2 separate regions of the Homo sapiens genome follow, and region 2 is linked to region 1. The links are chromatin contacts, found by Hi-C in ENCODE. All regions are on one chromosome and are shown on one strand. Each heading gives the region's core, a stretch centred on a gene start or an enhancer-like site at or near the end of the contact. The rest is flanking DNA. Distances are from core to core; before and after follow the strand shown.

Region 1 (6,616 bases), core at 1,906-4,405:
TTAAGAAGAAATACATTGTTATTAAGGAACCACCAATATCCACTTTATCCATCTAACAAAATGATAGCACCAGCCCACTAGTAGCAGTTGGCCACCTAGGATAGTTTGCCAGTAGTGGTAACCAAGGGCCAGGTCCACCCTTCCTCTCAGCTTTGGTGTATTATCTGGCAGTGGAGCTGGGCTCCACACAGAAGAGAGATCCCCAGCTCCCACACTTCGCATTACTATTTGTTACCTGAGCCCCAGTTATACTGTGTGTGTTGCTTAGGTCTTTGGGCTCAACAGATTCCTTGGACAACATAACAACCAAACACAACACATAATTCCTTCAGCTTCTGCCAACAACTCACTGTTTATGGGGCTGTGATGTGGGCCATGGGGCCAGCCTGAGATCAGGAACAGATGGGACATGTAGGCTCCCAGGTAAAGTAATATCTAGGCACCCTTTAAAATCAATATTCTTGAAATAGTTGCTCAACATGAATTTATTTTATTGGGTTTTTTTATTTGTTTTTGAGACAGGGTCTCTGTCACCCAGTGGCACAAACGGCTCACTGCAGCCTCAACCTTCTGGGCTCAAGTGATCCTCCTACCTTGGCCTCCCAAAGTGCTGGGATTACAGGCATGAGCCACTGCACCTGGCCTCAACATGTATTTAGAGCACGGAGGGATGAACAAAATAGTCAGACTTCTGGGGGAGAGCTGGCAATCTTTCCATTGTATCTGCGCTCTTCAGTTTTGGGGAGAGAGTTGTGTATATTTACTACTCATCAAGTAAAAGGACGTGGAATCAGCTGGAACAGGTTTCACTGGAAAGCTGTTTAGGGATCATTTATTGTTGCTCAAGAGTGCCCTCTAAGGGTTTCAAACTATGATAAGTGACTAACCACATTCTGTGCTCTGCAGGAGTTCCGGCAAACACAACTTTCTCCATATCACTATGGTTTCAGAGATGCCTAAGTGCTCATTGATACTTTAGCATCCCTTACAGGATGGCAACACCGGCAGCTCCCCGGCCAGCCCCCCTTATCCTGCTCTGCTGGGAAGAACAGTCTACAATGCGGCCGCCCCATGGTCAAGTTGCCCTTGCTCCTTGATTCTGTTATTCTCCTTTTCTTAAAAAAAAAAAAAAAAAAAAAAAAAAATCAAAGCAAATTTCTCCAACCTTATCCACAATAGAACTCACGACCGAATCCAAGGGATAGACTACTGTCACAGCTCAATCTTGACCTGGGATCCCCCATATATAGGTGTTATATAGGTGTCTCTCTCTCTCTCTTTTTTTTTTTTTTTTTTTTTTTTGAGACAGAGTCTCGCTCTGTAGCCCAGGCTGGAGTGCAGTGGCGCGATCTCGGCCCACTGTAAGCTCCGCCTCCCGGGTTCAAGCGATTCTCCTGCCTCAGCCTCCCTAGTAGCTGGGACTACAGGCGCCCTCCACCACGCCTCGCTAATTTTTGTATTTTTAGTAGAGACGGGGTTTCACCGTTTTAGCCAGGACGGTCTCGATCTGATCTCGTGATCTGCCCGCCTCGGCCTCCCAAAGTGCTGGGATTACAGGCGTGAGCCACCGCGCCCGGCTAGGTGTCTCTTTATAAAATAGAGATCTGGCCGGGCGCGGTGGCTCACGCCTGTAATCTCAGCACTTTGGGAGGCCTAAGGCAGGTCAGGAGGTCAGGAGTTCAAGACCAGCCTGGCCAAGATGGTGAAACCCCGTCTCTACTAAAAATACAAAAAATTAGCCGGGCATGGTGGCGGGCGCCTGTAATCCCAGCTACTCGGGAGGCTGAGGCAGAGAACTGCTTAAACCTGAAGGGGCGGAGGTGGCAGTGAGCCGAGATCGCGCCATTGTACTCCCGACTGGACGACAAAGCAAGACTCCGTCTCAAAAAAATAAAATAAAATAGAGATCCGGGCCGGGCGCCATAGCTCACGCCTGTAATCCCAGCAGTTTGGGACGCCAAGGCGGGTGCATCACCTGAGGTCAGGAGTTCAAGACCAGCCTGGCCAACAAGGTGAAACCCTGTCTCTACTAAAAATATAAAAATTAGCCAGGCATGGTGGTGGGCACCTGTAATCCCAGCTACTCCAGAGGCTGAGGCACAAGAATCACTTGAACCCGGGAGGCAGAGGCTGCAGTGAACGGAGATTGTGCCACTGCCCTGCCTGGGCAACAAAGAGAGACTCCGTCTCAAAAAATAATAATAATAAAATAAAATAGAGATCCACTGTTTGTAGTCTGAGGTCCTATTAGTTTTATTTAAATTGTACCCTAAGCACTTCCCCTCCTTCCAAAACAGTTTTCACAGTAACAGCCAAAACCTGAGGGTTTAGTATCTGCTAGCCACTATTCTAGGAACTTTATAGAAATAATTTCATTCATATTCCATCACAGTTTTTCAGTGTAAGCATTGTAAATAATGCATCAAGAAACATCTTTGACTTGTTACTGAGAGTTCCATCTGTGATAAAGGGCAGATGTCATAGAAAACCCCTTTGGCAGGTGATTCAACTCGAAGGAGAGGGTGGGAGGAAGCAACATCTGAGAATCATGTGAGCTGTGTTTCGGAAATACACACATCTGTCCCACATCCTGCTGCCCTGTGGATTTGATATGCCTGAGGCTGCATGCTGGCAGGTGGGCTTGGGTGTATAATTTTCTCCCAAGTGATTCTCACTCATTCCATTTTTTTGCCTGTCCCTCATCCCCATTTTTAAAAATTATTTATTTATTTATTTATTTATTTATTTATTTATTTATTATTGAGATGAGTCTTGCTGTGTCACCAAGGCTGAGTGGCATGATCTCGGCTCACTGCAACCTCTGCCTCCCGGATTCAAGCAATTCTCCTGCCTCAGCCTCCCGAGTAGCTGCAACTACAGGGCTGTGCCACCATGCCCTGCTAATTTTTGTATTTTTAGTAGAGACAGGGTTTCGCCATGTTAGCTGGGCTGGTCTCGAACTACTGACCTCAGGTGATCCACCCACCTTGGCCTCCCAAAGTGCTGGGATTACAGGTGTGAGCCACCACACCCGGCCCCTGGTCCCCATTTTTATGAACCATTGTGATAAAGTTGAGGAAAGGCCATTAGTCTTAAGGGTTGCACTCAGGCGCAGTACCACAGCCCTGTGCAGCCAAGACTTCAGTGCTCTGCCTGCTCCCTGTGACAGCACACCCTCCTGCTGTCCACCCAGCTCCACAGGCTTCACTGAGAGGCTCTCAGGTAAGCCTCAGCCTGTTGTGGGCTGTCTAGACTGAAAGCAAAGATAGCTATCTGGCTGGAAAAGAGAAAGGAATTAAGAGATCCATAAAAAGGCTTTCTAAAACAGCCAAATGTTTATAAAGGAGAAAGGAAATTGGGAGCTGGCCAGGTCGTATTCCCGTTCTTTGCCTTCTCACACGACAGAGCAGTGTGGTTCCCAACCTGGTTTCCTACCTCCCCTTTCTTCCCCACCTGGGGACATGTGGCAAAGTCTGGAGACATTTTTGTTTGTCACAAACGGAGTGGTGATGGGGAGGTAGTGTTACTAGCATCTTGTGGGTAGAGGCCAGGGAAGCTGCTAAACATCCCAGGAGGCACAGTACAGCCCCCCAAACAATGATCTGGCCCAAAATGTCAATGGTGCCGAGGTTGGGAAGCCCCGCTCCAGAGCCTCCACTTCTCTGGCTACCCATTCCCCCACTCCCGCCACTCCTCAGACAGGGATGGAGGACAGCCAAGATTGTCAGCTGTGACTTTCTCTGCAACCCTGTCTTCTTTTCTCCTGTCCCCCTGTCCAGTGCTCTGCTTCCCTCAGGTCCAAGTGGAACGATGATGGCATCTGACCAGAAAGTTTCCTGGGCCCTGAGTAACTGCCTTAGATTCTTAGTATGTAGTGGGTGAATCTTTAGTAATAAGGTCCCTGGAGCAAAGTGATGCCTTATCTCTAGTATGAAATCTGGGAACTCACGGAGAGATAAAAATAGCCTCAATACCAGTGGACTGGGAACATGGTGCGTGATCTGCTGTTTGAAAATCCCTGTCCTTAAGTGGCCTTGCACCATGATTGCTAAACTTTTCCAGAGCCATCTCTATTTCTCTAGTGTAATTTAACATCTTTTTTGGCGGGGGCGGGGGTGAGTCAAGTTCATTCTTTTTTTTTTTTTTGAGACGGAGTCTCACTCTGTCACCCAGGCTGGAGTGCAGTGGCGCGATCTCGGCTCACTGCAACATCCGTCTCCCAGGTTCAAGCAATTCTCCAGCCTCAGCCTCCTGAGTAGCTGGGAATATAGGCACCCGCCACCGTGCCCGGCTAATTTTTGTATTTTTAGTAGAGACCGGGTTTTGCCACGCTGGCCAGGCTGGTCTCAAACTCCTGACCTCAGGTGATCCGCCCGCCTCGGCCTCCCAAAGTGCTGGGATTACAGGCATGAGCCACCGCGCCCAGTCAAGTTTATTATTCTTAACTTGACCCTATCTTTCCCACTTTTGACTCCAACACTGCTCAGAGCTGCCACACCTACCCCCATAACAGTTGTGCCACTGGGAAGTGAAGAGGGTGTATCACAAAGTCAGAAACTTTGGGAAAAACTAAGATTAGGTTGTACATCCTTCAAACAAGAAGACAAACTACAAGAAGGGCTCAATCACTGCACGCAGTGAGTGTGAGGAGGGCAATGTTCCCTTGATAGTGGCCAAATGTGTGAGTTCCTGGCTTCCTGGGCTCTGTCATGGCTCAAGGTTGGTAAGAAGGCCAGTGATGTTATGAGCAGGCTTCAATTTCTACAGGGTTGTGGGGCGTCATCCACCATATGAAGGGGCTGCAGCAGGTCAGAGATGTGCAATGCCCATCCAGATTGAGGTGCTGACGCCCTTGCCAGAGCTTGGGTTCAGACAGCTTTGGCCTCATCTTCCAGCTCATCTAGGAAATGCTCCTGGGACACCACGTAGAAGGTGTAACTATAAATAGCTAACACCAGGGCCTGATGCCTGGGCCGCTGTAGGAGTGACCTCGGCCACTGGGCAAGCTGCACCTGCCACATGAATTGCAATTGTGCAGAGTCAGTTTGCCCTGAGTCAGGTCAACGCACTGAGCAAATGGAGCCTTTCCTCTGTTAGCATCAGGAGGGACCAGCTCCTGATGCCATCGTCCTGCTCCTCCTCCCTTCGCTGTCTAACAACTCCTTAAGGTATTTCCTCAGCTTTGCCATTCCCTTGGGCCATGATTAAGAGCCTCCAGGCCAGGCGCGGTGGCTCACGCCTGTAATCCCAGCACTTTGGGAGGCTGAGGCAGGCGGATCATGAAGTCAGGAGTTTGAGACCAGCCTGACCAACATGGTGAAACCCCGTCTCTACTAAAAATACAAAACTTAGCCGGGCGTGGTGGCACATGCCTGTAATCCCAGGTACTCAGGAGGCTGAGGCAGGAGAATCACTTGAACCTGGGAGGCGGAGGTTGCAGTGAGCCAAGATGGCACCATGCACTCTAGCCTGGGTGACAGAGCGAGATTCCGTCTCAAGAAAAAAAAAAAAAAAAAAAAAAGAGCCTCCAGTAACCACTCCCCATCCCCACAACATGTTATTATGATTAGTGTTCTTATTGAACTTGTAAATACAACAGGGAAATATAACTGATGTTAGTTACTATTTGATAACTAAAGAAACTAAGAAAATGTGTGCCTTAAAGAAAGTAGTCCCCTGTGGGGTGTTTTGGTTTTGTTTTGTGTAAATGATTGAGTGATTAACATTCAAATCTGAATATATTTTATCACTATTTCATTACATCTCATATTCCTTGTGAGCTGTTGGGTAAGGCTGACCCTGTAGAAGGGACTTTAAAAGATTTAACAGTGAAAAAAGGACACAAGTGTTCTGACTTCAAAACCTCTCTTCAATACTCCTATACTGGAGTTTAAACACACCTCATCTGTGCAGTGGCGAGCTGGGAAGGAAAGAGGGAAGTAGCTGATGCATGCTCCATTCAAAGACCCAAACAAGGTGCTAAGTGCTTCTATCTACCATGTTTTGGGAACTATGCTAAGCATCTGTTTACTCCTTGCAATCCAGTAAGGTAGGATGAGGAAATTTAGGCTCAGAAACTTAGAATTCCTCAGGGACATATTAAGTAAGGGGTGGCAGAGGCAGATTTTAAGCCCAGACGTACCTTAGCTTCAAGGCCCACACTGGATAGTAACAGCTACTATTATTGGGCACATTTCATTATGTTGGCACTCTGTCAAGCCTTTTATTTATTTATTTGTATTTTATTTTATTTTTTTTTGAGATGGAGTCCCGCTCTGTCACCAGGCTGGAGTGCAGTGGTGCTATCTCAGCTCACTGCAACCTCCACCTCCTGGGTTCGAGTGATTCTCTTGCCTCGGCCTCCCAAGTAGCTGGAACTACAGGCATGCATCACCACGCCCAGCTAATTTTTGTGTTTTTGGTAGAGATGGGGTTTCACCATGTTGGCCAGGATGGTCTCGATCTCTTGACCTCGTGATCTGCCCACCTCGGCCTGGGATTACAGGCGTGAGTCACCGCGCCTGGCCATACCTAAGTTAATGGTAGTTACCTCTAGGGAAAAGGGTTTGATGAGGTGTCAGAAGAGTTTAGGTGACTTTTATAGTATATATATATA
Region 2 (6,519 bases), core at 915-3,414, 1.1 Mb before region 1:
AATTCCATATTCTAGAAAAAGCCCCAGAACTAGCTCTTCTTTCTTCTTTTCTTTTTTTTGGGGGGACGGAGGCTCGGTCTGTTGTCCAGGCTGGAGTGCAGTGGCGCGATCTCGGCTCACTGCAAGTTCTGCCTCCCGAGTTCACGCCATTCTCCTGCCTCAGCCTTCTGAGTTGCTGGGACTACAGGCGCCCGCCACCAGGCGCGGCTAATTTTTTTTTTTTTTTTTTTTTTTTTTTGTATTTTCAGTACAGACGGGGTTTCACCGTATTAGCCAGGATGGTCTCAATCTTCTAACCTCGTGATCTGCCCACCTCGGCCTCGCAAAGCGCTGGGATTACAGGCGTGAGCCTCCGCGACCGGCCAGAACTAGCTCTTCTTAAGGATGTGACAGTGATCTGCACTAGAGCTTCAGGCAGCTAAGGTAGGCTTTCCTGGAAATCAGCCCATAAGATGAGAAAGAAATCTTTTTTTTTTTTTTTTGAGAAGGAGAGTCTCGCTGTGTCACCCAGGCTGGAGTGCAGTGGCGCAATCTCGGCTCACTGCAACCTCTGCCTCCCGGGTTCAAGCGATTCTCCTGCCTCAGCCTCCTGAGCAGCTGGGATTACAGGCGTGTGCCACCACGCCCAGCTAATTTTCGTGTTTTTAATAGAGACGAGGTTTCACCATCTTGGCCAGGCTGGTCTTGAACTCCTGACTTTGTGATCTAACCACCTCGGCCTCCCAAAGTGCTGGGATTACAGGCATGAGCCACTGCGCCTGGCCCAAGATGAGGAAGAAATTTTAGCAGCCTTCTGCAGAAGGTATTTTCCTGGGTTGGCTGGGTTCCTTCCATCAAACCAAAATCAAGAGTATATGAGTAGAAATTAAAATGCAGATTTTCTATCAAAAGTTAGAATACTCATACCCTCTGATTCATCAATTCTGCATCTCAGACTTTCTCCTACAGAAATATGCAAGTAAAGAATATGTGTACAACGTCCCCTGAAACATTGCTCATTATATTTAAAAGTGGAAACAATCTTATTCCTACCAATAGGAAATAGGAAGCAGTTAGCTGGGTGTGGTGGCTCACATCTGTAATCCCAGCACTCTGGGAGGCAGGAGGTTCCTTTGAGCCTAGGAGTTCAAGACCAGTCTGGGCAACATGATGGAACTCTGCCTATATTAAAAATAAAAAGTAAAAAATATAAAAAAAAATTTTAAATAAAAATAAAAAAGACAAAAAATGAAGTGGTTAAATAGATTCTGGTATATCTGATACAATGCATGCTAAGAATGAGGTTACACTGATGGAAAAAATATCTAATATATGGCTGAATATAAAAGGCAAGAAAAGACAGCTGGGTGTGGTGGCTCACACCCATAATCCCAACACTTTGGGAGGCTGAGGTGGGCGGATCACTTGAGGTCAGGAGTTCAAGACCAGCCTGGCCAATATGGTGAAACCTCGTCTCTATTAAAATTACAAAAAATTAGCCAGGCTTGGTGGTGCGCACTTATAGTCCCAGCTACTTGGGAGGCTGAGTCAGAAGAATCACTTGAATCTGGGAGATGGAGGGTTGCAGTGAGCTGAGATCGTGACACTGCACTCCAGCCTGGGCAACAGAATGAGACTCCATCTCAAAAAAAAAAAAAGCAAGAAAAGAAAAATATATAGTTCCTATTTTTGTGTTAAAAATAAACTGTATACATGTTTGTGCATGAAAACATCTGAACAGCTTCCATTTGTTATTTTTCATATTTCTATATTGTTAAAAATTGACAACAGGCATCTATTGCTTTTTGTAATTCAAAGCCTTTCTTTCTTAAGTCCGTGTGTGTTTCTGTGAGAAAAGATGATCAGCATTGTGAATCATGGCTATTCTTATATAAATCACTCAAATTTGTAACTATTATAATGACTTATTAGTGAGACTAATTTGAATAACTATACATATATGCATATGTATACATGGATGCATGAACATTCATTAATTACTCAACAATTCTTATAATGCCTACTATATGCCAGGTAATGTTCCAGGGATATATCAATGAATAAAATCCTAGAGATATATAATGCTGTACATATATACATTCAAAATAGTCTGAAGAGTATAAATAACTATGAAATTGAAAGGATTAGCCAGGTGTGATGGCATGTGCCTATAACCCCAGCTACCAGGGAGACTGAGGTGGGAGGATTGCTTCAGCCCAGAGTTGCAGGTGGAAGTGAGCTATGATCGCACCACTGCACTCCAGCCTGAGTGACAGAACAGAGACTTTGTTTCTTAAAAAAAAAAGTAAAAAAAGAGAAATGAAACAAAGTTTGCATAATTTTCAATCATCAAAAAAACCAATTTGGCTACTCAGTGATTAACTTGATTTTATGTTACAAATTTGTAATCTTTCTCAATTCCATCTAAAAACCTTAAGGTTGAAAACACTCCAGTAGCCAACGGAATAACACTATCAGTCTTGATCTGAGTATATTTTGGATCCAGCATCTTTAAACTCTGGCCACATGCCAGACTTTGAACCTGAGTTCTCTGTTACAGACTTCACATGTGATTTCTCTCTCTCGCTCTCTTTTTCTTTTTTCTTTTCTTTTTTTTTTTTTTTTTGAGATGGAGTCTCACTCTGTCACCCAGGCTGGAGTGTAGTGGTGCGATCTCAGCTCACTGCAACCTCCACTTCCCGAGCTCAAGTGATTCTCCTGCCTCAACCTCCCATGTAGCTAGGATTATGGGTGCCTGCCACCATGCCCCCTGCTACATACAATTTCTCTTGTTCTTTTTTTTTTTTTTTTTTTTTGAGATTAGGTCTCACTCCGTCATCTAGGCTAGAGTACAGGCACAATCATGGCTCACTGAAGCCTCCACCTCCCAGGTTCAAGTGATCCTCCCACTCAGCCTCCCAAGTAGCTGGATCACAGGCATATACCAGCACACTTGGCTAATGTTTCTTTGTTTGTTTGTTTGTTTGTTTGTTTGTAGAGACTGAGTTTTGCTGTGTTGCTCATGCTGGTCTTGAACTCCCAGACTTAAATGATCTGCCCACCTCAGCCTTGTGAAGTGTTGGGATTATAGGCATGAGCTATGGAGCCTGGCCTTCACATGCAATTTCTAACACCTCTTTTAAATCACAGAAATCTCACTCATCTATTCTTTCCCACTTTGAATTCAGAGGCACTTGTAACTGGTCCCACACCTTTTAGTATTGCAATATTATTCTAAGTGTATTAATTGTTTTAGTCTGTTTGGCCTGCTGTGACAAAATGCCATAAACTGAGTGGCTTATAAACAACAGAAATTTATTTACTGCAGTCTGGAGGCTGGGTAGTCCAAGGTACCAGCAAATTCATTGTCTGGTGAAGGCTAGTTTCCTGGATGATAGATGGCACCTTCTCACTGTGTCCTCAGGTGGTAAAAAGAAAAGAACTAGTTCTCCTGGGGTCTCTTTTATAAAGGCACTAATCCCACTGATAAGGTACCCGCCTTCATGACCTAATCATCTCCCAAAGGCTCTACCTCCCAACGCCTCACATTGGGGGTTAGGATTTCAACATGTGAATTTGGGGAAGACACAAACATTCAGACAATAACATTAATGTTTTCTTCCCTACTTGTGCAGCTAAGAGCTTCCGGAGGTAGGGAGCTGTTTTCTCTCACCTCACATCCACACATCACACAGTTTATACTTTCAGAAGATTGATTGATTAAATGCATCCCTCAGCCTCCCCAACAAAGGCCGTATATCTACTCTAAAAATAGAACACAAATCCTCTGTCCTTTTTAGTCATAATCAATGTGACTGTTCATAAGGCAATTATTTTAAGTTTAGCAATTTAGCCATAATCCCATTATTGAATTAGGCTTGAAATCTTAGAAACTTCAGGATGTTTATTTGCCATGGCTCCCTTCTAAGCAAACATCATCCTCCAAGTCTATATCCCCTCCACAGGCATCATTTCTAAGGAGCAATGTTAGCTTACATAATAGTTTTTGGAAAATGTTTTGGAAAGTATCTATTCTGTTTGAGGAAAAGTATGGACTCATTCTCCTCTCTCTCTCTTAAGAATTCTTCTCCTGTGACTATTTCCTTTAACTTCAGACTCAAACAGTAATTAAAGATGGCAAGAAAAATGCCAGGAGAAAAGCCCATTTAATTGTACTGTTGGAATAATTGTTCCTGACTTCTAGCTTGCCCATTGTAATTTTGTGGGTTGGGGGGAGGAAAAAAATTAGTATCAGACTGCAGCAATCTCCAAACGAGCCAAAATTATAATCTGGTGAGTGCCTATTTAAAGTAACAGAATCCAAGGCAACATAAGAGGCTTAATTTTGGCTATGCATGTTATTACCTAAGAGTAGGAGAGAGCATTATCTAGTAGCAAAAAGCCAGGAGCATGAATCAACCACTTTAGATTTATACTCCCCTTTAGAGTTTACGATGGATAAAATAACTTTATGTCCCTGTGTTTAGCTTCTCTGTCCTTAATATATAAGCAAACTCTCTATCATTCAGCGAAATTGTTGTCTATATAAGCTGAAAAAAACATCAAGCTCCTCAAACAGGTTGACTAGTAAATAAATGGCCCAACACAAAAAGGGTAATCTCAGTTTTAATTTTTTTTTGAATTGACAGATAAAATTATATGTATTTACTGTGTATAACAATATTTTGAAGTATATATACATGGTATAATGACTAAATCTAGCTAACATATGCATTACCTCTAATCTCAATTTAAATTGGGGAAATCATACTTTTCTTTTACTTTTTTTTTTTTTTTTTTGAAATAGAGTCTCCCTCTGTTGCTCAGGCTGGAGTGCAGTGGGACTACAGGCGTGTGCCACCATGTCCAGCTAATTTTTTTTGTATTTTTAGTAGAGACAAGGTTTCACCATGTTGGCCAGACTGGTCTCAAACTCTAGACCTCAGGTGATCTGCCAAATTCAGCCTCCCAAAGTGTTGGGATTACAGGCGTAAGCCACCTCACCTGGCCATATTTTTCTTTTTCTATTTTCAATTTTAAAAAATGTATTATTAAGTAGAGACAGGACCTCACCATATTGTCCAGGCTGGTCTCCAGCTCCTGGGCTCAGACAATCTTCCGGCCTCTGCCTACCAAAGTCCTGGAATAACAGACGGCAGACATGAGCCATTGAACTTGCCCCATATTTTTCAAAAGTGAAATTTTGCAGGCACCTGTAGTCCCAGCTACTCAGAAGGCTGAGGTGGGAAGATCCCTTGAGCCCAGGAGTTCAAATCCAGCCTGACAACACAGCAAAATCCCATCTCAAAAAGAAAAAAAAAGGCCGGGTGCGGTACGGTGGCTCATGCCTGTAATCCCAGCACTTTGGGAGGCCAAGGCAGGCAGATCACCTGAGGTCAGGAGTTCAAGACCAGCCTGGCCAAGGTGGTGAAACCCTGTCTCTACTAAAAATACAAAAATTAGCCAGGCGTGGTGGTGGGCACCTATAATCCCAGCTACTTGGGAGGCTGAGGTGGGAGAATTGCTTGAACCCAGGAGGCAGAGGTTGCAGTGAGCTGAGATCACGCCATTGCACTCCAGCCTGGGAAACAGGAGGGAAACTTCGTCTCAAAAAAAAAAAAAGAAAGAAAAAAAAAGTGAAATTTTTTCTCTAAGGTAGATTATACAGCCGATCCTGAACAACACTGGTTTGAACTGTGTGGGTCTGCTTATATGCCAATTTTCTTCTGCCTTTGCTGCCCCTGAGACAGCCTGTTCTTCCTCCTCCTCCTCAGCCTACTCAATATGAAGATGATGAGGATGGAGACTTTTATGAAGAGCTACTTCCACTTAATAAACAGTAAACATACTTTCACTTCCTTATGATTTTCTTCACATTTTCTTTTACTTAGCTTACTTTAAGAATACAATACATAACACATATAACATACAAAATATGTGTTAATCAACTGTTTATATTATCCATAAGGCTTGTGCTGTACAGTAGGTTATTAGTAGTTAAATTCTGGGGGAGTCAAAAGTTAAATGCAAATTTTCTACTTGAGGAAGTGTCGGTGCCCCTAACGCCTATGTTCAAGAGTCAACTGTAATTCAAGTTATACATTTTAATTTTTTTCTTACACTAGTAAATACCAGACTGAGAGGATTGAAGGTTTGACTCATTTCACACATCTTTGCTTGATCTCCTTAGCTCTTATAAACATTATTAAATGTACGGTCCTTTGTGATTAAATTATTATCATACGTGTGATATGAAATAGACTTCTGAGTTGGGCATGGTGGCTCATGCATGTAATCCCAGCAACTCAGGAGGCTGAGGCCAGAGCATCACTTGGGGCCAGGAGTTTCAGAGCAGCCTGGCAACATAGCAAACTCCATTTCTAAAAATTATTTAATTAATTCAATAAGAAAAATTTTTAAATGACTACTAAAAAATCACAAAAATAATAGCATATTTTAGCCTTTAAAAATTAGTAGAGATTGGGTGCAGGGGCTCATGCCTATAATCCCAGCACTTTGGGAGGCTGATGTGAGAGGATC

Evidence for each region. A loop is a pair of places that touch in the nucleus more often than their neighbours do. Pooled maps may share reads with other maps.
Region 2: a pooled map shows a loop between it and region 1 (2.9-fold over the local background). The contact joins two enhancer-like sites. A Hi-C loop is called at or near these places in 1 of 50 pooled maps.

What each region holds. Positions count from the first base shown.
Region 1 is chr12:32,656,909-32,663,524 of GRCh38, forward strand. No RefSeq gene overlaps it. Among named protein-coding and RNA genes, the nearest start is that of DNM1L, 19 kb to the right of the region's middle. Within about 2 kb of position 3,156, at least 3 of the 41 ENCODE cell types and tissues checked have a DNase peak (open chromatin) inside an H3K27ac peak, as active enhancers do.
Region 2 is chr12:31,601,432-31,607,950 of GRCh38, forward strand. DENND5B-AS1 (DENND5B antisense RNA 1) reads left to right here. Exons shown (of 3, transcript NR_046909.1): 2 at 249-423. Among named protein-coding and RNA genes, the nearest start is that of DENND5B, 14 kb to the left of the region's middle. Within about 2 kb of position 2,165, at least 3 of the 41 ENCODE cell types and tissues checked have a DNase peak (open chromatin) inside an H3K27ac peak, as active enhancers do.